Regions from separate parts of the Mus musculus genome. Here region 1 is linked to region 2. The links are chromatin loops, found by intact Hi-C in ENCODE. Cell type or tissue: gastrocnemius. All regions are shown on one strand. Links, peaks and the distances in the headings refer to the core of each region. The heading gives the core; the rest is flanking DNA.

Region 1 (12,020 bases), core at 2,585-10,584, 62 kb after region 2:
AAAGGGCTCTGGGATTGTCCTCAGCAATGTTTTGTCATTTTCAGAGTATGAGTTTTGCACCTCTTCTTTAATATTTTCATTTTCATAATTGGGGGCTGTTATCTTATTTTTGTCTGTTCATTAATGCTGTAGAGAATACACAATTGGTAGTTTTGTATTGATCTTATATCCTCTAAACTTGCTGAATTCATCTATTACTTCTAATAGTTTTCTTAGTAGAAATTTAATATATAAGATCCTGTTATCTACAAATATAGATAAATTTGCTTCTTCATCTCTGATCCACATACTTTTTGCATTCTCTTGTCAAGTTTCTTTGTAGTTTCTTTGTGTGTAGACAGTACTACATATAATACTGCACAGAAGTAACAGATTAGATAGACTTATTGTTTTCCTGATTTTAGGGGTGCAATATGTAATCTTTTACTATTAAGCACAATATTATCTGTGGGTTTTTCTAATTAGGTTCAGAATTTTATCACTTATTCTTAATTTATTGAGTAAAACTTGTACTGAGGGAGTGTGGAATTTTGTCAACTGTATCACACTATGCTGATTGATTCTTGGATGTTAAAACAGCCTGGCATTCTCATGAATAAATCCTACTTGGTATGTATGTATGTATGTATGTATGTATGTATGTATGTATATATACATATATATATACATATATATATATATATATACATACACACACACACACACACACATATATATATACACACACACACAAACACACACATACACACACACACATATCATTTTTGTCAAGGACTTTCATGCCCATGTTTTAAAAGATAGCTTTGATTTTATTTACAGAATTAGTTGGAAAAATTGGAGTACATCACAAAATAGCCTATTGCAATCAGTCAGTAAACTGTTGCTGCATACAATTATGTGGATAAATTCATGGGCACAAGGTTGGGCAGAAGAACCCATCATAAAGCAATGCCTTCTGTATAATTTTGTTTATCTAAAGCTCAAAGACTGGAGAAACTCATCTAAGGCAAGCCAGGGCTGTCTTTAGTATACTGAGGAATGATGAGGAGAGACCAATGGGGACTGGGAGGATCCAGGCAACACTTTATTTTCCCAATTGTGTGTGAGTTATACAGATGGCTTGAATTTATGTATTCAGTGAGCTGTCGCTGGGGAGTTTTATGCACCTTTCTGAATGTTACAAACTGCTCCAAGGGAGGAATGCTGAGTTTTTTCTACGTGTGAGATGTTTTCTGCATAAGGTGCACCTTCTCTCACTTGCTGTGTGAATGCGGTTCTTTCTTTCCATTGAAAGCTTTCTTGGCACACTTTTCATGTGTGTGTATGTATGTGTGTGTGTGCATATGGTGTACGAGTGTGGTGGATGTCCCAGAGGAGGAGTTCAAGTCTTACTCTATCCCTCTGCCTTATTCCCTTGCAACAGGTCTTTTCTGAGATCAGAGCTAGACTGGAGGCCAGCAAGATCAAGCAATCCTGTCTCTGCTCCCACAGACCTCCGGGGTCACAGGCAAGCATAGGATCATGCTCAGTCCTTTCCCAGGATTTGAACTCAGCTACTCATGCTTGTGCAGCCTGCACTCTCCTGAAGGCCATGTCCTCAACCCCTGAATGGTTTCTTTCCATCACGAGATTAGCAAGGTTTAATTTTTCCTTTGCTCCGAGCTATAGACATTTTGTCAAATAATGCCACCTGACTCAAGAGCTATCAGACTCTAAAGTCTGTGTCTTCCCCATCAATCCCACAACAGTGAATACAGTGTTGCTCATGCAGTGATGGCTGAGGCAGACCCTCCTGCTGCTGCTGTCCCTTCAGGAATTCACTGTAAAAGGGTTTCACTGTACTTTGAAAGGCAATTTGGAATTCTTCACGACGAAGGTTCTGTATAAAGGAGGTTATATAATGGACTTGGCTTTCAATTCCTTTCATTTAGGCCTTAACAGAAACATGAATCTACTATATTAGCATCATAAACCAATAGGTGCTATATAAGTGCTGAATAGAAATATTCTGGGTGAATTAAATTGCAAATATAGCCTTGTATCAGCTAAGTGCTTCAGCAAGTATTATGCAAACATTGATTAATAAGGTAATTATGCTCAATTAAAATAATAATGCTATTTCTTCCACATTCTTCCAATTCTCTGGATACCCATTTTCTCAGTTATTTGGTGTGACTATGCTACCTCAATTCCAAGTCTGAATGCAAAATTTCCAGGAGATGTGGTTTTTGGAGGGATATAATCTTCCTTCTAGACTGGTACCAAACAAAAGCCCTAGCAAGTATGGGGTATGTTCATGGGAGTCCTCTAATAGGTGAGAGTGATCATTTTCAGAGTATGTGACATGCAAAAAGTCCTCGGGACTCCTACGCAATATTGCCCGGAGCTACTTTTATGCTTCTTTGGCTTTTCTTGGAAACCAGATTCCCTAGGGTTTCCCAACTTCATGACTTCCTGGAATTGTCCATGTCATAAATGGTTGCTACATTTTATCCAACAACAGTGGTGGCCAGGAACACCTAGAGTGATCCTTACACATACTAAAAAATTATTAGCACGATTGTGACGAAAAGTGTGTGAACTCAAAGCACTGGCATCTCTTTAAAGTAACATCTTTGGGGACTGAAGTGACTCTTCCTTGAATGGAAGCTGCAATTGGAGCAATGTTGGTGGTTTTGATATTTGTAAGGAAACATACATCTGTGAAATGTATTCCGTCTCAGACCCCTTGTTTTGTGTGCATGTCAGATGAACTGCGCTGATGAGCGAGAATGGCTTTGTGTTTCAAGCCCTCGAAGCTGTGCCTTGTGAAGCCTCACTGTGATGGCGCAGAGCATGGGGAGGCTCTTGATTGGCAGTGAGTGTCCTTGCTGCCACTGCCCCTGCACAAGGTGATATGAAATCTCAAGGTGTCACCAAATCCTCAGCGTTTCACATTTCACTGTGGATGGTTAGGGTTAGTATTTCTGTGATGAAAAGCAAGACAGAAAAGCATTTCTGTGATGACCAAAAGCAAGTTGGGGAGGAAAGGCTTTATGCTTTGGCTTCTCTTTTCACATCCCCAGTCTATCACTGATGGCAGTCAGGACAGGAACTCACACAGGGCGGGAACCTCAAGGCAGGAGCTGATGCAGAGACCATGGAAGAGTGCTGGGTTTTTTGTTTGTTTGTTTGTTTGTTTGTTTGTTTGTTTTTTGGCTTGCTCCTTGTGGCTTGCTCAGCCTGCTTTCTTATAGAACCCAGGACCATCTGCTGGGTGTGTGTGTTGGGGATAGCAACTCCCATGATGGGCTGAGCTTTCCCACATCAATCATTAGTTTGCCTACAGCCTAGTTTTCTGGAAGCATTTTCTCAGTTGAGGTTCCCTCCTTTCCAGTGACTCTAGCTTACGTCAAGTTGACATAAAACTAGCCAGCACAAATGGACAGACATTTCTCAAGGAGGAAAGGAGGGGCTGCTAGCCTGGAAAGGATGGTGACAGCTGCCTGACCCCTAAGAACATGGGCTGGGCCTACTTGAAACAGGAAGGGTGTGGATTCCTGGCCCTGAATGAAGCCACAGGAAATATGCTATCTTCAGAAGGGATGCATAGGATGACCCTCATCTTACCACTCTTCCTTTTGGTTGCAAATCACATATCTCTCTCTCTCTTTCTCTCTGTCTCTGTCTTTGTCTTTGTCTCTGTGTCTGTCTCTCTGTCTCTCTGTCTCTCTCTTTCTCTCAAAAATAGCACTTCCTAGAACTAGAAACATGGCTTGGTAGTTAAGGGTGCTAGTTGCTCTTGGCAGAAGACTCAGGTTCAATTCCCAGCACCCAAATGAGCTGTGTCCTGAAACTGTCTGTAACTCCAGTTCCAGGGGGTCTGACACATTCTCTGGCCTCTGTGGGCACCATGGTGCATGGACATACATGTGAAAAAAATGCTCATACACATTAACATTAAACCATAGCATTTCCTACATTAAAAAAAGGCCCATGTCTTAAGAGCAGTTCAGAGGGACACAAAGCTCTTGCATCTTTAGAACCCTGTTCAAGGACATGTTAGCATAAGACCTCAAACAGAAAAATAAAGCTCCCAGAGTCCTCTCTAGCCCTCCCCTCATTCTCTAGTCTTCTAAAACAGGTCCTTCTCAACTCTTTTCACTGGTCTATCCGAACAGAAGGAATATCCATGAGTTGATGCTGATGTTGGTTAGCTCTATAGAATCTTCAGAGAAGATTCACTTTGTACAGGAGGGGTACTTCCCAGGATTCTGTGGAGAGTAGGAGGTAAGTGAACACAGTAGTTACTCGTCTCTTTTATGGCACAACACACCTGACAAAGGCAACAGAGAGAGAAGGGTCTACTTCACGTCATATAAAAATGGCCACAGTTCATCATGGCAGAGAAGGCAGTTGCAGAAGAGCAAAGTGACTGGCCACACTGCAGGTACACTACATTTGCAGCCAAGGAGCAAGAGAGATAGGTGTTAATACTCTTTTTATTTCAACTGGAACCCCAGGCCACAGTTATCACCAGTCTTCCCATCTTAGTTCCCCAGTCTAGAAGCTCCCTCACAGACATACTCAGAGACTTGTTTCCTAGGTGATCCTAGACCCTGCCAAGGTGGTAATCATTATTAACCTTCACAGAGAGGAACCTCTTTAAGCACACTTAACAGAAAGGGATAAAACACAGGAAGCAATGTCTACTAAGTCATTGGAAAGGTCGAAGGACTGCGTCAGCGAGACTCTAGGTTGGATGATTGACTTAAAGATCACATTACAAGCTGTGATACAAAGTTCCTTCACCAGAAACTAGGTTGCTCCCATTCCAGCTGTACCCCCCCCCCCAGTCACCACCCCACTATCAGCTCCTTACAGGTAGTTACAGATACCAATGAATGCTGGCCAGGCAGTACCACTGCTGGAAGATATAGTCTTTGCCTTCCTATCCTTCCTAATCTCACTGCATGAGATTGCATCCTGAACCACAACCTCAAGAGGTCAAAGGTGATAACTTTTAGCCTTTTGGCTCTGTAGCACAGGAAGGAACTAGAGCAACCTGGCATTGTAGCGCACAGCTGCAAAACCAGCACTCAGAGACATTTACATTCCAGAGCACCCTGGGCTACACAGTCAGGCTGTGTGTGTGTGTGTTTACGTGCATGCCCTATGATGTTATTTTGAACTATATTATTTATGAACAGTTTTTCCCATTTAAGAAACGTCCCTCCAGTAACATCATCACTGTCAGTCGTCATATTCTTGATAGAAGTCTGTAGTAGAGATATTTCCTGTTTTATTTAATAAACATTTTATTTAAAGCTCCCCTTTGCTGCACGAATCACTGTTTTAGATTAAACATTCTTCACAGGAGATCTAAGTTGAAAGTTTTCTAGAGCAAAAATGTCCATGAGGTGAGAAGGTACAGCAAACTTGGGAAGGCCTGAAGGGCTCAGAGGTCTTCCTTGGTCTCTCCCTCATTTAACAGATGAAGGCTCCTAAGGCCAACTGTCTGGTCTGTAACTCTCCATGCTGTCCTAAGCCATATGTATGATTCTTAATAAGACTCAACTCTAGATAGCTACCCATGGAGAGGGCAGAAAAAGCAGAGCCCTTCTCATCTCTCCCCACTCTGTTCCTCCCTCCCCCACTGCACTCCTCCTACCTCACCCATCTCCCCTCCATTCCACCCCACCCCACCCCACCCCACTCCACACTACTCCCCTGTCATTTACAGTTGTCCTATGGCTACTCAGTGCTGTGGAGCAGAGGATTACAATAGCCTAGCACAGGCCTTGTCCATTCTTGGAGGTACCTGCTTGACCTACATGTGGGGATGTTCCTGGGTCTCAGACAATTTCTCCCACAGTTCCTTACCTCCTGGGTTTTGATGGGAGAAAGTCAGGAAAAGAAGAAAAAAAACCCACCTATATAGACTAATATCTTGTAGCACAATAACTTTTAAGACATGGCACTAATATTTTTCTTGTCTACATTTTTCATCTTTTTACTTTCTAATAAAAGGAAGGAAGAATTATCCCTTGAGGTTTGGGACAGAAGTCCATCATCAACATCAGAACACTTGCCAGCACTAATATCCTCCTCTCTTGTCACTTTCTGGTTAACATTTCCTCATCTCTGTCTTCCCTTCCACATCTCCATCAGACCCTGCAAACTTCAAAGTAGTCACTCACTTTTCCAAGAGGTAACCAATGTCACAATGTCACAATGTCCTATGTGCCACAGGTTTCCCATTACACTTCCTTGGCTTTACAACTACACGGAAAGAGTAAATCTGGCAAGAAGGAAGCCACTGAAAAGCCATCACACAATTTCTTCCAAAATGAACTGGACTATAGGCTGGGAACACACAGAACTAAATGCCCCTTCTTTACCTGGGGATCCTGGGTCCAGATATCAATAGGACCAGGTTGCAGGTGAATATAAACTCATCCGACATTCCCTCCATGCTTACCTTGGACCTTCTGAGACTCTGGCCATCCAAGCCCAAAGCTAGGATTTATAACCGTTAAGCATGGTTTAATGTCGGCTCATTTTGCTCATGGCCATTTTGTAGCCTTGCATGACCAGTCGGACTTTAGTTGGTTGGGGTAAGGGGACGGCAAAGAATAACAACCATTAGCAGATGGTTGCAATTGAGCCCCAGGGATGAGCCTGGGATTGGGTGAATGAAACTAAGTAGCATTCTAGGGCGCTGTGACTCAGCCAGCTTGTCCCCACGCCAGGAATGAAGCCGACTGTTTCCAACCTGTTCTTTGGCAAGTAATTAATGTCAGGTGATTTTTTTTCCTCATATGGTAGGGACAGTATCTATGGAAAAGAACATAAAAAACGGTATGTGCTGAAAATGTGTTCATAGCAGCTAAGTTCATGTGTGTTCAGAATTACACTGCAGCTTCCAGTCTGTCTTTGTGTATGTGTGTGTGTGTGTGTGTGTGTGTGTGTGTGTGTGTGTGTGTGTTCAAACTTTAGTAACAGGATGTTTTCAAATAGTTTACATTTCTCTTGGGATATCTTCCCTGACCAAATGTCATCATAGCATTAGCTGGGAGTTATTTGGACATTTTGTTTCCAACAACAAGATTTAGGTCATTTCTGCAAGTAGAGTCCAGAATTGAAGACAATGGGATTTTCTTGCCTATCCCTGAGGAGAAACATTATGACATCAGTGAGAATTTCAGAGGGGACATTGCTAAATCCTTGGATGCTAAACCTTTCAGATACTGGGAAAGCATGCTTGTTAGAAGCAAAGTGAAAACTGACATTCCAATGCCTAGTTGATGAAAATATTCAAGCAGATATTTATTTTCATATTAACATTATTTTATGTATTTCCTAGTAGTCTCTAACACAATTATATCTTAAGGCATTTTACCCTCTAAATCCTTCTATTATATATATTTTTTAATCTTTTCTGGTTACAAAGCAATAGATTTTCATTGTTTAAAAAAACCTGAAAAATAAAGAAAATTATAAAAATTATCTAATGTCTTTGAACTCGAGTTCCCTTTTTTGAGTAGTCAATAGTGAAGATTATTTGAAATCTCATAAAACTTAATTTTTTCTAAATCAATATCTCTATCTCCCCCATTTAAACCCAATTCATTCTGGCAGTGTCTTACTCCAGCTCTCTGGGCTGTCACTCTTCCAATGGAGCTTTGCTTCCAAGTGACTCTAACTCAGATAAGTGGACAAGGATATACCGGGCAAGGATGGCTTGGTCTGACTCATCTCAGTTGATCCATGGTAAAAGCACTGTTTCCTTGGTAATGTAATGGTCGATGTATAAATGAGGGTTAGAGCCATGTGTGCAGTTGAAGGCATGGCCAGCAGCAATCAAGGGATGAGTCACACCAGTGAGAGCCTTGAAGCACCAGCCCTGGCTACAAAGAGAGCCTGAGAGGGGAGAATTTTCAGTTTCACCTTTTGCTATTCTGGGTAGAATGTTATTTCTGGAATAAACACCTAGAAGGGGGTGTGGATACACAAGCAGGCGGCTAACAGAATCTTCCAGGGAACTGTCCCAGAGCCCCTGGGCAGATCCAGGACACCACCCTTGGACCTTGAGCCTCTGATGCCATGTCCCACAAGCTGTGACCTTCAGATCTGGTAAGCTCTTGTTTCACACAACCCCAAGGAGTCAGCCGGAGTTCTGTTTTGTACTTCTACAGCACACATTCTGGAAGACGAGGTGATTTTTCTAAGAGGGTTTATGGAGTTTTCACGGACCAAGTCATGGAAATGTACTCATGGTTGAATTTGCCTCCTGTTTCCAGCAAACGGGTTAGAGCCAAGTCTTTTGGAAGAAGAGTCATTCCAGATGTACCAACTCTAAGCTCCAAGAAATGTTTGTTCTGGAACAGCAGTTTTTCACACGGGCTCTTGCTAAACTGAAAATAGACTATGCAGGCCAACAACATCAGGTAGAATACAAAGCAAAACAAATCTATTGGTTTTGCTTGCACTGGAAATGTCCCTCACAGGCTCCCGTTTGCAATTCTGGTTCTCTGTCAGTGGAGCTCTTTGGGGAGGCTGGAGAACCTTTGGGAGGTGGGGCCTTGCTGGTGGAGGTAGGTCACTAAGGTGGATCCCACACCATGTTCTTACCTTTATCACCTGAACACAGTTTCCTCACCATGATAGACTCACAAAGTCTGAAAGCATCAGCCAAGATAAGTAATTTCTTCTACAGTGTCTCAGTCAGATATTGTAGGTCCAGTGATGTAAAATGAACCAATACATTCATGTACTAAGCACAAGAGATTCTTGTACTGGTGTCATTAGTTCCACAGGCTTTTGTGTGTGTTTGACTTTTCCAGGCCACCATTCATGTCATGTACTTCAAGTCTATTTTCAAATGGTATATTCCAGACCTTTCCTTAGGCTTCCACGTACCTATCAGCTAACTAACCTCCATAACCCTGAATCAGCTCTAAGCTGAAAATATGCTAATTCTTCATGACTTCCCTACTCTTCACCTTTCTTCTTCCACTCCTCATCTCCAGTCCCTTGCTCTAATCGGTAGATTGAGTACAGTTTAAAGCGTAGAGGGAATATTATTTAGAACAGCAGCTGTCACAACAAGATTTTGTTTTTGCTGCAGCCTGGCTCCTCCTTGCTCATTTCTGCAAGAGAGGGCTAATTGCCCAGATTTTCTAAGATCTGGGTTTCAAACTCCGCTGTCTCTAGGCTGTGCCTATTATTGGATGAGATAGCTACACTTGGCAGAGGTGCACAGAGCTGTCTTGATGGCCGAGCACATTAAATTGCAGCCACGGCTGCACAGAGCAGAAGAATTGCAACTGCTGTTCTCCTGGGAGATGCCACTTAGGCAAGAAAATAAATAAGGGGATTTTGATTATATTCAGAACTCTTAAGCTTGTGCCCGGGGGTGTTCCATCCTTAAACTCTTGTCATTTTATGTTTACACAAAAATTAGACTGGAAGGAAAGATGCTTGAGATTCTTCATGTAAGTCGTCCCCATTTACAAAATGCATCAGGTTCTTCTGGCGAAAGGGAAGTCAAACTCTGTTTTCACTCATTATTATATCTTACTTTATGTGATAACTATTAAAGGCTCGAGTGCTGTGCCTGACACATGGTTGTCACCTTGAAATGTCCTTTCCTCCCCTGCTCCTTCTTACACTTGTATTGTATTACCCCTGACTATTATGCAAAAAAAAAAAAAAAAAAAAAATCATGTTTGCACTAGGGTCTGATAGAGCCAAGTGAGTTCTAGTCCCCACCATTTTTGAGTGATCGTGTCTCTTAGCTGAGTGCAAAGAATCCCTGTTCAAGTCATTGGTCTTTCCTCCTCTACCTCAGATAATTCAGCACACAGTGTTGGTCTAGCTGAGGGAAAGCTATGCGCATAATTAACTTTCAGGATGGGCCAGGGACTGGGTGGAAATACTGCAACAATAATAATAATAACCGTTGCTGGAAGAGCTAACAGCTAGGGAACATTTAGAATAAACACTGTTAAGTGTTTTTGCATAGTGTAAGTATTTCCTGAATGGGCCCGGTGAAGTCATCTGCTGCTGTTGCTTCCTCCCCGTCCTCCCCATTGTCCTCTTCCTCCTCTTCCTTTTCTTCCTCTTTGCATATGTGTGCATATGTGGTGTACATCCGTGTATACCTCTTCACAGCTGTGCGTCAGCAGGTGTGTGTAGAGGCCCAAGGTTGACATGGGGAATCTTGTTCAACAGCTCTTCTGCCTCCTTTCTTTTGAGGCAGTGTCTTCATTTAACCCAGAGCTCACCAACAGGGCTAGTCCTCCTTGCCAATTTGCTCCCGGGATTCCCACATCCATTCTTTTCAAGGCTAGAATTGGGGATAGAGAGTCACATTGACGGAGGTTTTGGGAAATGAACTCTTGTTTACCTAGAAAGCTCTTTAACCACTGAGCCATCCTCAGCTCTGAAGTCAGCTTTAATCTGGAAATGTCTCATTGCTTTCAAGAAGTTTGTTGGGAACTGGACGAAATTGGCTACCCATTTCTCTAGATCACTTTCACTCATTCAAACAACTTGCCCAATAAAAACTAACCCAAAATTTCAGGCTACCGTCCAGCTTAAATCTGCCTGAATCAGTGGTACCCAGCTGCCGTGTGCAGGCCCCATGAAGACCAGCTGTGCCTAACTTCCAAGAGAAAGCCCCAGATTTGGTTAGTAGCCCCTTCTTTTTATTTAAAAAAAAAAAAAGCTGGCAATCTTACAGCCAACCTTCCCTGCCTGGAAGAAGGCAGACAATACATTCTCAGCAGAGCTTTTGAGAAACAAGACACATTGGCTGCTTTATCCTCCACGTTGGCCACCACCCACTTCTGGCAATCATTAGCTGCCTTTACCTACCTTTCTCCATGAAGAACTCATATGTTGTGGATTTGTGATTTTTAACATCTTTACTAGTATAAAGAATGCTGAGGCTGCCGCTCCATTAAACACCATGAGAGCAGAAGGGTACATTTGTGCAGGAGAGTGTTTGAGGGACAAACTCTCTCTTCATTGTAAAGGAAGTTCTTGCCTTCTCATATCCAGGGGCTATCATGGAGCTACTCCCAGAGATTTGCTCGCCACTGCCTTCCAAGTGCTGGGGTTAAAGGTATATGCCACCACTGCCAGGCCAATCGTGGGAACATAGAGATTCAGCACACACCTTTAATCCCAGCACTTGGGAGGCAGAGACAGGAAGATCTCTATGAGATAAAGGCCAGCCTGGTCTACAGAGTTCCAGGACATCTAGGGCTACACAGAGAAACTCTGCCTCAAACAAAACAAAACAAACAAACAAACAAGTAAACTAAACCAAACAAAAAACAAAAACAAAACAAAACAGAACAAAGATATTCAATACTTTGTCCTAGATGCTATAATAGGATGGGTACTCTGGTGGAGTGAGGTATTGCCCAGTGATAATGTGCCTGCTTAGCTGACACAGGCCCTGAGTTCCACCCCAGCATTCAAAGCGAAGCAAAACCTCAGGTCAGCGTGATTCAGTGTCTCTTCTTTCTGCCACAGTCAGACAAGACTACCGAAATAGCCACAGGTTCCTGATTGGTGTTCCTGACTCTTGACGGCAGGTGCCCCAGATACCTGCAGTACTAAGAAACAATGAGAAGAGCAGGAGACAGATCTGCAGAAGTAGGATTGGGCCAAAGTACGGAAACCCTCAAGTGTGAGGTGTGCATGCCAAAATGGTGGAAAATATGGACCCTGATAGAGGTAATTGGGTGTCATTCAAGTTCTGGACCTGTGTGGAGCCAGAGTGAAAGGAAGATCACATGAGTAGCCAGGCAGGGCTGTGGGGCTGGGGAAGAGGGGGTGATCGAGGAGAAGGACAGTGTCTAAGGGTACCCACTGGTTCTGTCCATGCCCAGGAAAGAGCACACAGGCATGGGTGCTAGCAGCATAATTCTGGCCATAGTGACCTCCTGTAGAGCAGGTCTACTGAGCCCAGCCTGGCTGGCTCCAGGGACCCATGGGTGGTGCTGAGCTCTGCAAAGGCAAGTTAA
Region 2 (12,020 bases), core at 2,729-10,728:
GTATATCAGAGAACCTCATTTCCTCATTGCCATCCTTTAAAACGATTATAGACACTTCCAGCCACCTTCTTCATTCTCCAGAATTTGAACACACAATATCTAAATAAATGACTCTCAAGAACTGAGGGGTTGCCTTAACTAAGCTGGTCTAATCCAAGCCGGTCTTGTGCCATTAAGAGGACAACCTGCACCTGAACAAGACTAAGATTCCCAGGAGAGAGATGCCAGTCGAACAGGCAAAGTGTGGACAAGGAGCAGAAAACCCTCTGTAGTTACTTACATGGTTTTGCTAGCAACAAATTTCAGAAAATCTGTGGGTCAATGGAACGAAGACATACAGACAAAATGACAAAAAGACCTTTTCAGTTTGATTAGAGAGACTAACAGCTAAGTTTCGGTTGTTTCCAGAGCAACTGTACAGTTCCTCATATTTCCCAGCAACCTCCCTGCCAGCCTGTAGGGCTCCTGCTTGGCTTCCTGTAGATCAGTGGTTAGAGTCATCCTTTGGAAACCCTGACAGCACTTGCAGAGATGCCCTTTCTCCGGCGATGGTGAAGAGCAGAGCCCGGTGAGGAGTCTTGATGCCCGCTGGTCTGCTTTCTCGATACCCACTCCGTATTATCTTGAGGCTCACTCTGCTCTCAAGAGAATAGCACCACTTTCTCTCCATGGGTGTGGCTGCAATTCCTCCAACACCAAGCCACACATTTATCAGATTCACAAATCTTCAACAACTTCAGGGACACAAAATTGTCATGTCTTTAATATTCTCTTTGTGTCAAGATTAGATGTGTTTCTATGTTTACTGAGTATTTTATGACGCTGAGCTGGAAGTTCATGGCTTTTTTTTTTTTTTTTCAATTTTCTGTTGTGGAATTTGACTTTTATGCTGCGTTTTCAATTAGATTCCCTTACATTCTCAAGCCTCCTAATTAATATATGTCATTCGTGTTAGGTAGTTTTCTATAATAATATATACTTGTTAGTACATGTATTATTTATTTATTTATTTATTCACTCAGTTTGTGTGTGTGTGTGCGCGCGCGAGTGTGCGTGTGCGCCTGCCATTCACTCCTGTGTCGTGCTGTATCTGGCGGTCAGAGGATAACTCGGGGAGTCAGTGGCTTCTTTTCTTTCACCATGAGGGTCCTGTGAACCAACACTAGGTGGTCAGACTTGTCAACAGGTGCATTTTCTTGCTGAGCCATCTCACCAGCCCCTACAATAACATATTCTTACGACTAAGCCCATAGAGGACACGCAGTATGAAATGGTCCTGAGAAGACGGAGAGGTATTTAGCAAACACAAGCGCAGAGGGCTACATTGCCATCCACGATAGTCACGTTAGGTCATCTTCTCTCCCTTGCAAACTGCATCAATATTTGCAGAAACCTAATCTTCTATATTTTTGTATACTTCTGAGAAGCCATGGGTATTATCAGCAAAAACAATTTTTTAAAAAATTATTTTTCTATATGCTAGAGCAACAGTTGATTTCTATTTAATTCTATTCCTTATAATTTCTACACTTTTTGCCCTGGCCATGTTACCTCTTATTTTTTCTCTCTGGTTTTGGTTTTGGTTTTTCATGACAGTGTTTCTGGGCGGCACTGGTTGTTCTAGAATTCACTCTGTAAATTAGGCTGCCTTCGAACCTGGAGACCTGCCTGCCTCTGCCTCCTAGGTGCTGGGAATAAAGGTGTGTGCCACCACCATAGGGCTTTATTATCTCTTTTATAGCAAACAATGACAATAAATCCAAAGACCCAGTGACAGTTAGAATAAGTCCATAATATTTGTGTTTAATCTGACATAACAGAACTGGAGTTACACTTTGAATTAATTATTTGACAAGTTACAAATGAGCTGTGTAGGCCCTTTGCCCTCTTAGTCTCTGTGTAAGCAGGATTATTGTTGACTGCCTGTAATGCACTGGTGGGCAGAGGTTCCCACAATGTGATATTGGGTCTGCTGGACTTGAAGATTAATCCACATGGTCTCATGGCTGTATGCAGCTCTGGATATTAAAAGTTTTGCGCCTTAATTTTGTGTGCTTAAGATAGGAACAGCAGCTGGGTGTGGTTACATACAAGCCCAGTACTTGGGAGGCAGAAGTAGGTTGATCTCTGTGAGTCTGAGGCCAGCCTGGTCTACTTAGTGAGTTCTAGGCCTGCTATGACTGTGTAGTGAGACTCCCTTTAAAAGGAAGATTTCTTACAAAGGTACAAAATATCTTCCTACTAGAAACAATGGAACAGTTAGCAGCGTCAGAGGCACATAGTGACTCTGCAGCAAATGAACATTATTACGGCTAGTCAAGTAGGTACCGAGCCTACTTCATAGGTACCGAGCCTACTTCAGTGCTAAATTGGATTTGGGAACTTTCCTGAATGTTGAGACTCAGAGGTCTTATTTAATGCCCCTGCCTCCGTGGAAGAAGGAGGCTCATTATCTCACAAGGAAGGAAGACCAGAAGTACAAGCAAGAGCTAACCGAGTGGTTCTATGGCCACCAGAGTCCTGCTCAGCATCCTCTCTGTCCCACCGTTTCTAACATATTAAGGTTTTCCTCATGGTCACAGCATGGCTGCAGCAGCTCCAAGCATTTTCTACCCACAAAGGCCAGAAAAAGAAATGCCTCCTTTTTCCGTGGCTCTATCGGAGAGGGAGAAAACTTTCCAGAAGTCTCCTGGTCTGCGGTACTCTAAAACTTTCCCTCACATGGCTCATTGACTAGAACCGTATCAAGTGCCTGCCCTAAATCCTGTGACTGGCAGGAGAGTGGAAGCACATTCTTGGCTTGGAGCTCGGGGAGCTTTGGCTGCCTTTGAAGCTCAGGCCTCACCACATTCCAAAGCAGATGTGAGTTCAAGGAAGCCGGGAACTTTTGCTGCCTTGGCTGACAGTGGAATCTGCCATCCTCGTTAAGGCACCGCCTTTAGAGTTTTCCTTAGCATAGCATAAGGGGTAAATTTCAATATTTGCATGGTGTCCTGGGTAAACTGCAGAGGGTTGAGCAACTTCAATAGGGAGCACGGTGTAAATAACCATTGCGTTTTCTTTAGCTTTTTGAGACAAGGTCTCACTCTGTAACCCTAGCTGGCCTGGAACTCCTGTGTCTGCCTCCAGGTGCTGGGACTAAAGGTGCGTTCCTCCATGCCTGGCTACTTTTCCTTCATGTTCTGAAATTCTGATAAGAAAATGACTTTCATAGTATTTTAAATGACAATAATATTGTTTAAACTGGGTATGGTTGTGCACGCCTGAAACCTCCAGAGCTCGGGAAGCTGAGGCAGCAGGATCAGAAGTTCAAAGTCACTGTCAGTTACATAGGGAGCCTGAAGCCAGCCTGGAACACGTGAGAGCTTGTCTTTAAAAACATAAGTAAAAGCTATCAGATGTGGTGGTATGCTTACCACTCAAGTTAGCACTGTGACCTGGGAGAACCGAGCCAATAAATGAGGCAGACTAAAGTCTCATGCCATAGTCAGTTTTACTCAGAGCCTCAGACAATTCATACACTGATGGTTAAGAAGAGTCGCATGAGTAAAGTGTCCAGTCACAAAGGCAAGCCGCACTCCACAAAAATAGGTGTTCCCACAGAGGCAGATAAGGCAGCGGTAGCCAGTTGTAATCAACAAGCTGACACGAACTCAGTCCTCACCACTGTACCCGGGAGGGGCAGGGAAGTGTAACCCAAGGACAATTCCACGTTATTGAAACTGAGGTCACAAGATCTGCTCTTGGTTTCTTGGAGTTTTCTCACAAGCATCCAGAATCCTCCTCATTCTTGGACCAAGTTCCAACAGTGGCTCACACTTTTAACTGCAGTACTCTGGAGGCAGAGACTGGTGGATTTCCATGAGTTCAAGGCCAGCCTGATCTACACAGTGACTCTGACTCAAACAAACCAACAAACCCCAACAACAATAACAAAAACAAACAAACAAAAGCAAAAACAAAAACCTGCTAAGCACTGAACTGTATAGAGATCCCAAATAATACCTACAAACGTTTTAAGATTACAAATCTGACCTTGCTTCTCTCCACTTGCTTTCTCTATTTCAGGTTTTATATTTGAAAACCTGAAACGGTTATATCAACTCCAGATTAAGACTTTTTTTTCTTTTTTAGCTAGGTGGTGGTGGTGTGCCTCCCTTTAATCCCAGAACTCAGGTGACAGAGGCTGGTAGATCTCTGAGTTCTAGGCTAGCCTGATCTACAGAGTTTCAGGACAGGTCAGACTACATACACCAAGAAACCCTGTCTTGAAGAAAACAAACCAATTAAAAAACCAAAAAAACCAAAAACCTCAAAGCCAAAAAAAACCCCAAGGACTCTGGAAACCTGACAACATGCTCACACACATATGGAGTGTTAGAGTGGGCATCAGGACCTAGCCCAGAAGATGCTACAACAGAGCCTTTCGGGGTAAGTGGGTAGAGGGTTAATGGGTAGAAAGAGAAGCCAGGTGAGGTTTGGTCGGTTGCTATGTATTGTAAAGCTAAGTGCAGTCCCCAAGACCTGGCTGCTCCAGAAGAGTCTACACAGACCCAAGTGACTGCTAGGTTGTGGATAGCCCTGGGGCTAATTATATTTGCTGTTCTGTTCTCCTGTGAGTGGTTGCAAACGAGGAATGAGTCAGCACTTAGGTGATTTCCTGTAAACCTGCTTCCCACCTTAATTTGTAAAATAAAGGAGAGCTGATGACTGGGCAGATAAAAGGGAAGGTGGAGCAGAAGGTGGGAAGAGAGAAGGAGAAAAGAGAAGAGGGAAAGAACACAGAGGAGGAGGAGGAAGAAAAGCAGAGCAGCAGCACCTGGCCTGAAGAAACCACAAGTTCAAGATGGTAGCGTAGTGGTAGATCTGCCTAACCTAGATATATAGCATGTATTCATATTAATTATGTTGTGTTTTCATTGCCGGGGCATATTTGGGATGGAGAGTTTTACCGCAACAACACTATGTGACCTTGCCCCCAAGTTATGTCTGTTAGTAAATAAAGATGCCAACCGCCAAGAGTTGGGCGGAATAGACATAGGAGGGGTTTGGGGTTTCAGGGTTTGGGGATAGAGGAGAAACACGAAGGAGAGACAGAAGGAGGTGGGTAGAGGAGAAGGCACCATGGGATAAGAATCTTAAAATAATGGCAATGTGGGGTTTGCTCACTAAGTTAAGAGCAACCCAGACAAAACATGGCAGATTATAGCATGGGATTATTGGCTGGGAATAGACATAGTGGCATGGAGTGCAGAGGGCAGACATCTGCCCAGCTCTTGTGCTAAGGATTACTATTCAAAGAAAGGTTGTGTGTGTCTATTATCCGGGAACTCAATGGTCAAAGGCAGAGTAGAACCCCTGGGTTGAGATTAAATAAAGACAACAGATGCCCATTCCTGGTGCTCTCTCTGGAGCCTGCAGTGTCAGCTTTCTCTCCACCTCCAGAGTCTGCCTGGAGAGTGAACGGTACCAACAGCTGGGCAGCCCACAATCTCTGCTCAAGTGCTCTGGCTTAGGGAGTTTGTATGACGTAGCCATAGGGGGCAAATGAGAAGGCCTGTGAAGAAAGTGAAGATCGGTCTCGATGAGAATTGATTTATTGAGCAGAGCTGTGTTCCAGCATGCTTATATATATTTTTAAGTTCACTCATTGCCCTGGCTACATGAGGTGAGAACTGCTATTGTCCCATCTCACAGATAAGGAAAACTGAGGAACTGCGTGTTAAATAAATTAGCTCAGCATGTGCAAACTGAGGCAGGGGGTATTAAATAATTAGCCTAAGATAATAAGGTAGTCAATGGATGTCATGATTTGAAACCAGGTGGTTTGGTTCCAGACAGGAGGTCCCAATAACTTCTCTTCTCTGTCTCTTGTGTCCTGCAACTCTTTCACCTCTCTCCAAGTAGGTCCAGCCAAAGCCCAGATGCCTTTGTGGTCTCTTGATCTTAACCAATCTCCTCCACTTATTCTTGATCTCTCTGTTGCTCTTCGGTAGTAAACAACACCCAGGAATCTCTTTGTTCTTTTACTCCTGGGTTTTTATTTCCACAAATCCACTGAGGCAAAATGGCCACTGCCAATTTTGGGCTAACTCTCCCTTAGGATGCATTACCAGGTCTTCTGCAAGACCAGTGGGAATCTCCCTTTCTACCCACTCCAGGCAAAACAGTTTCACCAGGCAGGTCCTTCTAGTTTTAAAAACTCTGAGACTTTATCCTTGGATCTGCCATCAGTTTTCCCTGTGTAATCAGTACATGAGATTTCCTATTGCTTTGTGTCTTTTAATAAATAAGGTCAAATTAAAAATCCCCACAGCCAATGGGATCCCTCTCAAAAGCTTGGGCTTCAAGGGCCCTGGGAGCCGTGTGGTGACCTAACTAAGAAAAAAAAAAAAAGCCCTTGCTGCTCTCCTGAAGTCTAGAGTGAATATGAGCATAAAATTGGGAGACAGACAGGAAGTTCCTGGCAGAAAGGGCATTTGGTTTCTCTTCCTCAGAATTCTTCCTTTTTGCTCAGAATGGCTGCCTACTGAGATGTCTACTCTGACATAGCTTCCTTTTTGGGAAGTTAAACATTGGAGTCTTTGTCAGTGGCATGACGACCTGAGAGAAACCAGGTAAGGGAATAGAACTTAGTTTGGCTCATGGTTTGGGAGAGCCTTCACTTCAGGGTGGTTAGGTCCATCACTGTCGGCATGAAGGGAGGGAGACTACCATGGTGTCATGGCAGACAGGAAGAAGAGAAGGTAGCAGGAAAGTGCCAGGGGGAAATATACCCTTCAAAGGCATGTCCCACGGACCCACTTCCTCCAACTAAGCTCCTCCTTCCACAGTTCTACGCTTCCAATATCCATCCAGTGTCCATCATCCATGGTCATGACTCAGAGCTCGAATGAGCTAACCCTCCAGGGATGGCCCCTACAGACACACGTGCAAATGTCCTCTACTAGTCTGCTAAGGTTTCAATCCAACGGAGCGATAGAATTAACGGTCGGGGAATACCTTCCTTTTCCTCCCCAGACTGATGGGGTGTTCGCCAGAGCTCCTCCAGAACTCTTCTATACTCGCCTGTTGGCTTGTTCATCCACGGCCCGGATTGTAGATCCTTGTGAGCAATGACCTCACCTCATCCTCCCGCCACTGGTTTCTAGTCCTCCCTTGCAAAGGATCTGGTTCATAGACATTTGATAAATATTTAGTAAGTGAATGGATGGGGCCCTGAGTGTAGATGTTTTCCCCCTCCGTGTTTGGGTACCTTTTCATCTCTATAAAAGAGATGGCTCGGCTTTCCTTGTTATAGAACATAATTGAAACATTCTCCCTGCTTTCTCTCTTTTAATTAGGGGAGTCCTGAAAAACCAGGAAGTCTTTTTAAAGAGAGCCAAAGCACCCCTCCCCGTCTTAGCAGCTCTGAGGTGTCTGTGGGGGCAGAGCACCCCGCCTCTGCTTTGCAGATCGTTCCAAAGCCTGCTGGCTAGGAAAGAGCAGAGGAGGGAAAGACGTTACCAGGTTCCTGCCAGGCCCTTTTTTCCAGCAATTTCCCAGAGATCAAGCCGGTGGCGGCTTCCTGCCCCCTGCTAAGATGGGCCTCGGGGTTGATGTTTTTTACTGTTCTCCAGTAAGCAACCAGATTAGCAGCTGCCTGGTCAGTAGCTGGAGGCCTCCTTTAAATTGAGAGGATTGGGGCAGCACATTCCACAAGCGGTTGGAAATGTCTCTGCCCTCCGTTCTTATTATGAAGTTACTGTGGCTCTGGGCTAGACAAGGAATACCGCAATGGTTTGGGTGGCTTTTGTTTCATGCAGCCCATAAAAAACGCAGCCTGGCCTCTTGGGTTATGCAGATGGGCAGATCTGTTGTTCTGACAACCCAACTCTATGCTCTCATTAAGTTACCTGCCAGAGGAAATCGTGCATGTTGTGTTTGGTTTTATAGCCCGCCACGCCCTCAGCACATGCTTCCCACCCACACGCTTGGAGATCCCGGTGCTCCGCGCAGCGTGCAGCTCCTTGACTTGCTTCAGGGCTTCCCTCCGTAAGAGCTGCAACCGAATTGGGCAGCAGCCCTTTCTGTCTTCGAGATGGTTTTTATGGAAAAGAGGACATCTAAATCTCCCACAAAAGCCTAGTACCAGAGGCGGAGGAGTTGGTGATGTCATGGCGTCTTTTTCATTCTGATTAAGCCTGGGGACTCAGGGTAGCTGTTATCCTGTTGCCACCTTTCTCTTAGTCGAGTGCACAGCAGTGGGCAAGAACCCTTGGGCTGATGTAGGTTATAAAAACACAAACCGTGAAGTGGAAGGTTGAGAACTGTGTGGAAACTTTTAACACCAAGCACTGAGGTGGCTCTGGGTCTGGAAGATGAGGAGAAAGAGCTTAGACTGGGACTTAGTGTACATCCTTCAAAGAAGAAGCTGGGTGTGGTGGTGACGCCTTTAATCCCTGAACAAGCAAGGCAGAGACAGATAGGTCTCTGGTGAGGTCAGCCTGGTCTACAGAGTAAGTTCCAGGATAGCCGGGGCTACACAGAGAAACCCTGCCTCAAACAACCAATGAAGGAGGAGGAAGGGGAGGAGGAGGAGGAAAAGGAGGAAGAAGAGGAAGAAGAGAAGGAGGAGGAACTATCTCTCCCTGTGCTGCTGAGGACTGGCAAGGCACAAACCAGTTAGTGGTGGGCTGGAGGTAGTCAGTAACCTTGCCCCCAGCACATGGGCAATAAGGTGCCCAGCTTTTGTGCAGCAGGTCCCTTCTGCATTCATATCAGCACCATGTGGCCAACTGTGTTTTTAACAGTGGACAAAGTCGGGGAAGGGGGGAGGCAGATAAGGAAAAGGATCTTTCCACATGCCCCTGTTTATTATGCTCCTGTAACCATTGTATTACCCTATCAGGACCACGCTGCTGGAGCCTGGGGCCTGGGGCCTGGGGCCTGGGGCCTGGGGCCTGGGGCCTGGAGCCTGAGCCTGAGCCTGAGCTCGCTCACCTCCAAGGAGGCAGGATAGTTGCTAGCTAGCATCAAGCCTTCACGCGAGAGGACCTGGAATCTTGTTTGTTGCCCTCCTATATAACCCCTGTAGCCACACAATGTGGTGGTTCTTTTTTAAAAAATGATTTTCTTTTACTTATGTGTACGTGCCTCTATCTGGGCATGTGCACGTTACTGCAGGTATCTGAGAAGGTCAGAAGTGTCAGGTCTCCGTGGAAGTGGAATTACAGGCCATTGCAAGTCACCCTATGTGAGTGCTGGGAGCCAATCTCGGGTCCTCTGCAAGAGTAATAGTAGCCTCTAACTACTGAGCCATCTCTCCAGCCCACAACATGATCTCTTATTCTTGCATCTCTTCCTGTATACCATTAATTACTCCAAACACCGAGCTTTCTGTTAAGCCGGACACAGGTGTGTCTGATTTAAAAGGTAATTGAAAAATTAAAAGGTGCACACTGGAGAACAAGAACTGGTGTCCCTAACTCAATAAGCGCGCATGCGCAAACACACACACTCTCTCTCTCTCCCTCTCTCTCTCTCTGTCTCTCTCTGTCTCTCTGTCTCTGTCTCTGTCTCTCTCTCTCTCTCTCTCTCTCGGAGTCCTTACACTGGAAAATGAATTTTTTCTGTCTCTTTCAGTGGAAAAAAAAAAAAAAACTTTGTTGAAGTTTGCCACCAAGAACAGTTATGAGCCGTCTGACTGCAGGTCTCAAAACCTGCTGGAAATGGTATTTAAGTCTCACAGCACCCGAGAGTCTGCCAGCCTCAGTGGGGGGCGTAGTTGAGACCATGCCAGGTCTCCCACCCGAGCTTTTAGTTGCTTTAGTTTTTTTTTTTTTTTTTAAAGATTTATTTATTGATTATATGTAAGTACACTGTAGCTGTCTTCAGACACTCCAGAAGAGGGAGTCAGATCTCGTTACGGATGGTTGTGAGCCACCATGTGGTTGCTGGGATTTGAACTCTGGACCTTCAGAAGAGCAGTCGGGTGCTCTTACCACTGAGCCATCTCACCAGCCCAGTTGCTTTAGTTTTAAAAGTGGTGTTGATAAATGAGTTCCCGTTTCCCTCTCTGCTCTCCATTGCCTGTAACCTTGAATCTTGATTTGCTATCCACCAAGAGACCTGATTTGCAACTTGGCTACACTCGATGGAGAGGCGGGGATCAGGCTGCAGTCTTACAGTGAGCCTGCTTCTCCTCACAGAGTCGAAGTCTTCCTTGTGGATGCTACTCAAGGTGACGTGGGTGGGGTCCCTTGTCTCAAACTGGAGCAGTCACCACTAGTGGATTCTGGGCAGCCTAGTTCCAGTCAGAAGAGGTAGTCTCTGCTCTGAAGAGTTGTGTCCCCTCAAAGGGCTCTGCTCTGGCCATCTTGAGTTGCTTGGGTGAGAAGGCTGGACAGAGTATATTGCTCAGAGAGATCTTAGCCAATAGAAACGCTTTTAAAGAGACAAGGGAGGGGCTTGTGGTCTTTCACCGGGATGACTATTTTCCTCTGGTGCTAAAACACACATGGTAATTTTTATATTGTTATTTTAATTTTTCTATAATAATTACTGACTCCCTTCCCTATTGTTTGTTTTTCCCTTGTGTTTCCAGTCTTCTCAGTTGGCTAACCTTAGAACTTCAGTATAAATCAAGTTTGCCTGGGGCAAGGCCATCTCAGTTGCTGCTGCCTTTTCTTCTCTGTCCCTTACTCCCGACATCCAGGAAACAGCTTCAGTGACTTGCTTCCAGTGGCCTAGAGCAAACATCCACCTCAGCTTCTGCCACTTATTCCAAAGCGACTGAATGCCTCAGTGTCTCCACATTTGTAAGTAACAATAATTCTCTTTCTATTCTATGGTGTTTCCGTGGGAAATACTACAGCATCATAGTCAAGCTAATCTAAACAATAAGAGCCGATGTCCAGAATAGGAAGTCCAGAATTGGGTGGATCAGCCTCTCTCAGGGTTCTGGGATCCCCTTCTTTCCTTTCTGAGATGCCACCTCCTTCCCTGGGCTGGGGATTGAGAGAGCAATTTTCAGACTGGCAGAAGCCTTGTTCAGCAGCGGTTTGTTGAAGGTGGCATTCCTCCTAACAAGAGGGGTTTGACCCACAAAGTCCTAGTCTTTAACTGTGAGCTGGCATGTATTTGGCATGGCAGGAATACTTCCAATATGCAGATAGAGTGTGACACTGGGTAGGAGAGCTGGGGTAGTGAACCTTCAAAGAGGTAACCAATCCTTTCTGTTATGTCTCCCCCCCCCCCCCCAGAGGAGGCAGGTATTAAATTAGCAGGCAGAGCTGATGCATCTCCCAGAGGCTGAGGAGGCAAGGTCCACCCAGAGATGTCTAATCATGCCATCTTGGGTTCCCTTTAAAAGGCAAACTGCAGAGACCAGCCAATGCTTGCTCCTGTTGGCGGCCATCCCTAGAAAACTAAAGCAAAGATTCTCAAAGCTGAGCATCTTGGAATACCTCTGAGAGCTTGCTAAGGCATATTTCTACTCCACACCTCATGCTGTAGTCGGGTCTGATTTCTTTCCTTTTTCTTTTTGAATAGTTTCATCTTATGCACATGAGTGTTTGCCTGCATGTCTATCTGTTCATCACATACACGTCTGGTACCTTCGGAGGTCAGATCCCCTGAACCTGAAGTTACAGATGGTGTGAGCTGTCATGTGGGTACTGGGAACCTGAGCCCTCTACAAGAGCAGCAAGTGATTTTGTCATCTCTTAGATCCCAATGCCAGAACCTGGTCTCCTTGCATCAGTAATGAATCTCCAGGTGATGCTGGTGTTCCTGGCCAGGGACCACACTTTGAGAAACATTGACCTCGAGGTGAGTGATGGAGAATGCTTTGCAGCAGAGGAAACAGCAGTGACTCTGATGACTTATTGTCTGCTCTGTCTTAGCTTGTTTACTCTCAATATGCCTCCCCAGAACTATTAAGCGTTCTGTGTCATTCATCCATGAAAGGAGTCTTTTTTTCCCCCTACAGGTAGAGCCCTGCATAAGAGAGTTATCAACTTTTAAAAGCTCAAGATTTT

The links. Peaks named below come from ENCODE experiments on the same cell type or tissue, not always from the same donor. Only the 100,000 strongest peaks of a DNase experiment are listed, where the experiment ranks them.
Region 1: it touches region 2 in a loop (2.0-fold over the local background); 1 of 42 quality-filtered maps calls a loop at or near these places.

The regions. Positions count from the first base shown.
Region 1 is chr6:52,498,182-52,510,201 of GRCm38, forward strand. It overlaps 1700094M24Rik (RIKEN cDNA 1700094M24 gene), which reads left to right. Exons shown (of 3, transcript NR_046049.1): 3 at 1,424-1,904. Among named protein-coding and RNA genes, the nearest start is that of 1700094M24Rik, 12 kb to the left of the region's middle. In gastrocnemius, for the core only: no CTCF peak of the experiment used is centred there; DNase peaks (open chromatin) are centred at 6,710 and 9,230; H3K27ac peaks cover 5,542 bases.
Region 2 is chr6:52,435,772-52,447,791 of GRCm38, forward strand. No RefSeq gene overlaps it. Among named protein-coding and RNA genes, the nearest start is that of 1700094M24Rik, 51 kb to the right of the region's middle. RefSeq lists an enhancer at 6,846-8,758. In gastrocnemius, for the core only: no CTCF peak of the experiment used is centred there; no DNase peak of the experiment used is centred there; H3K4me3 peaks cover 279 bases.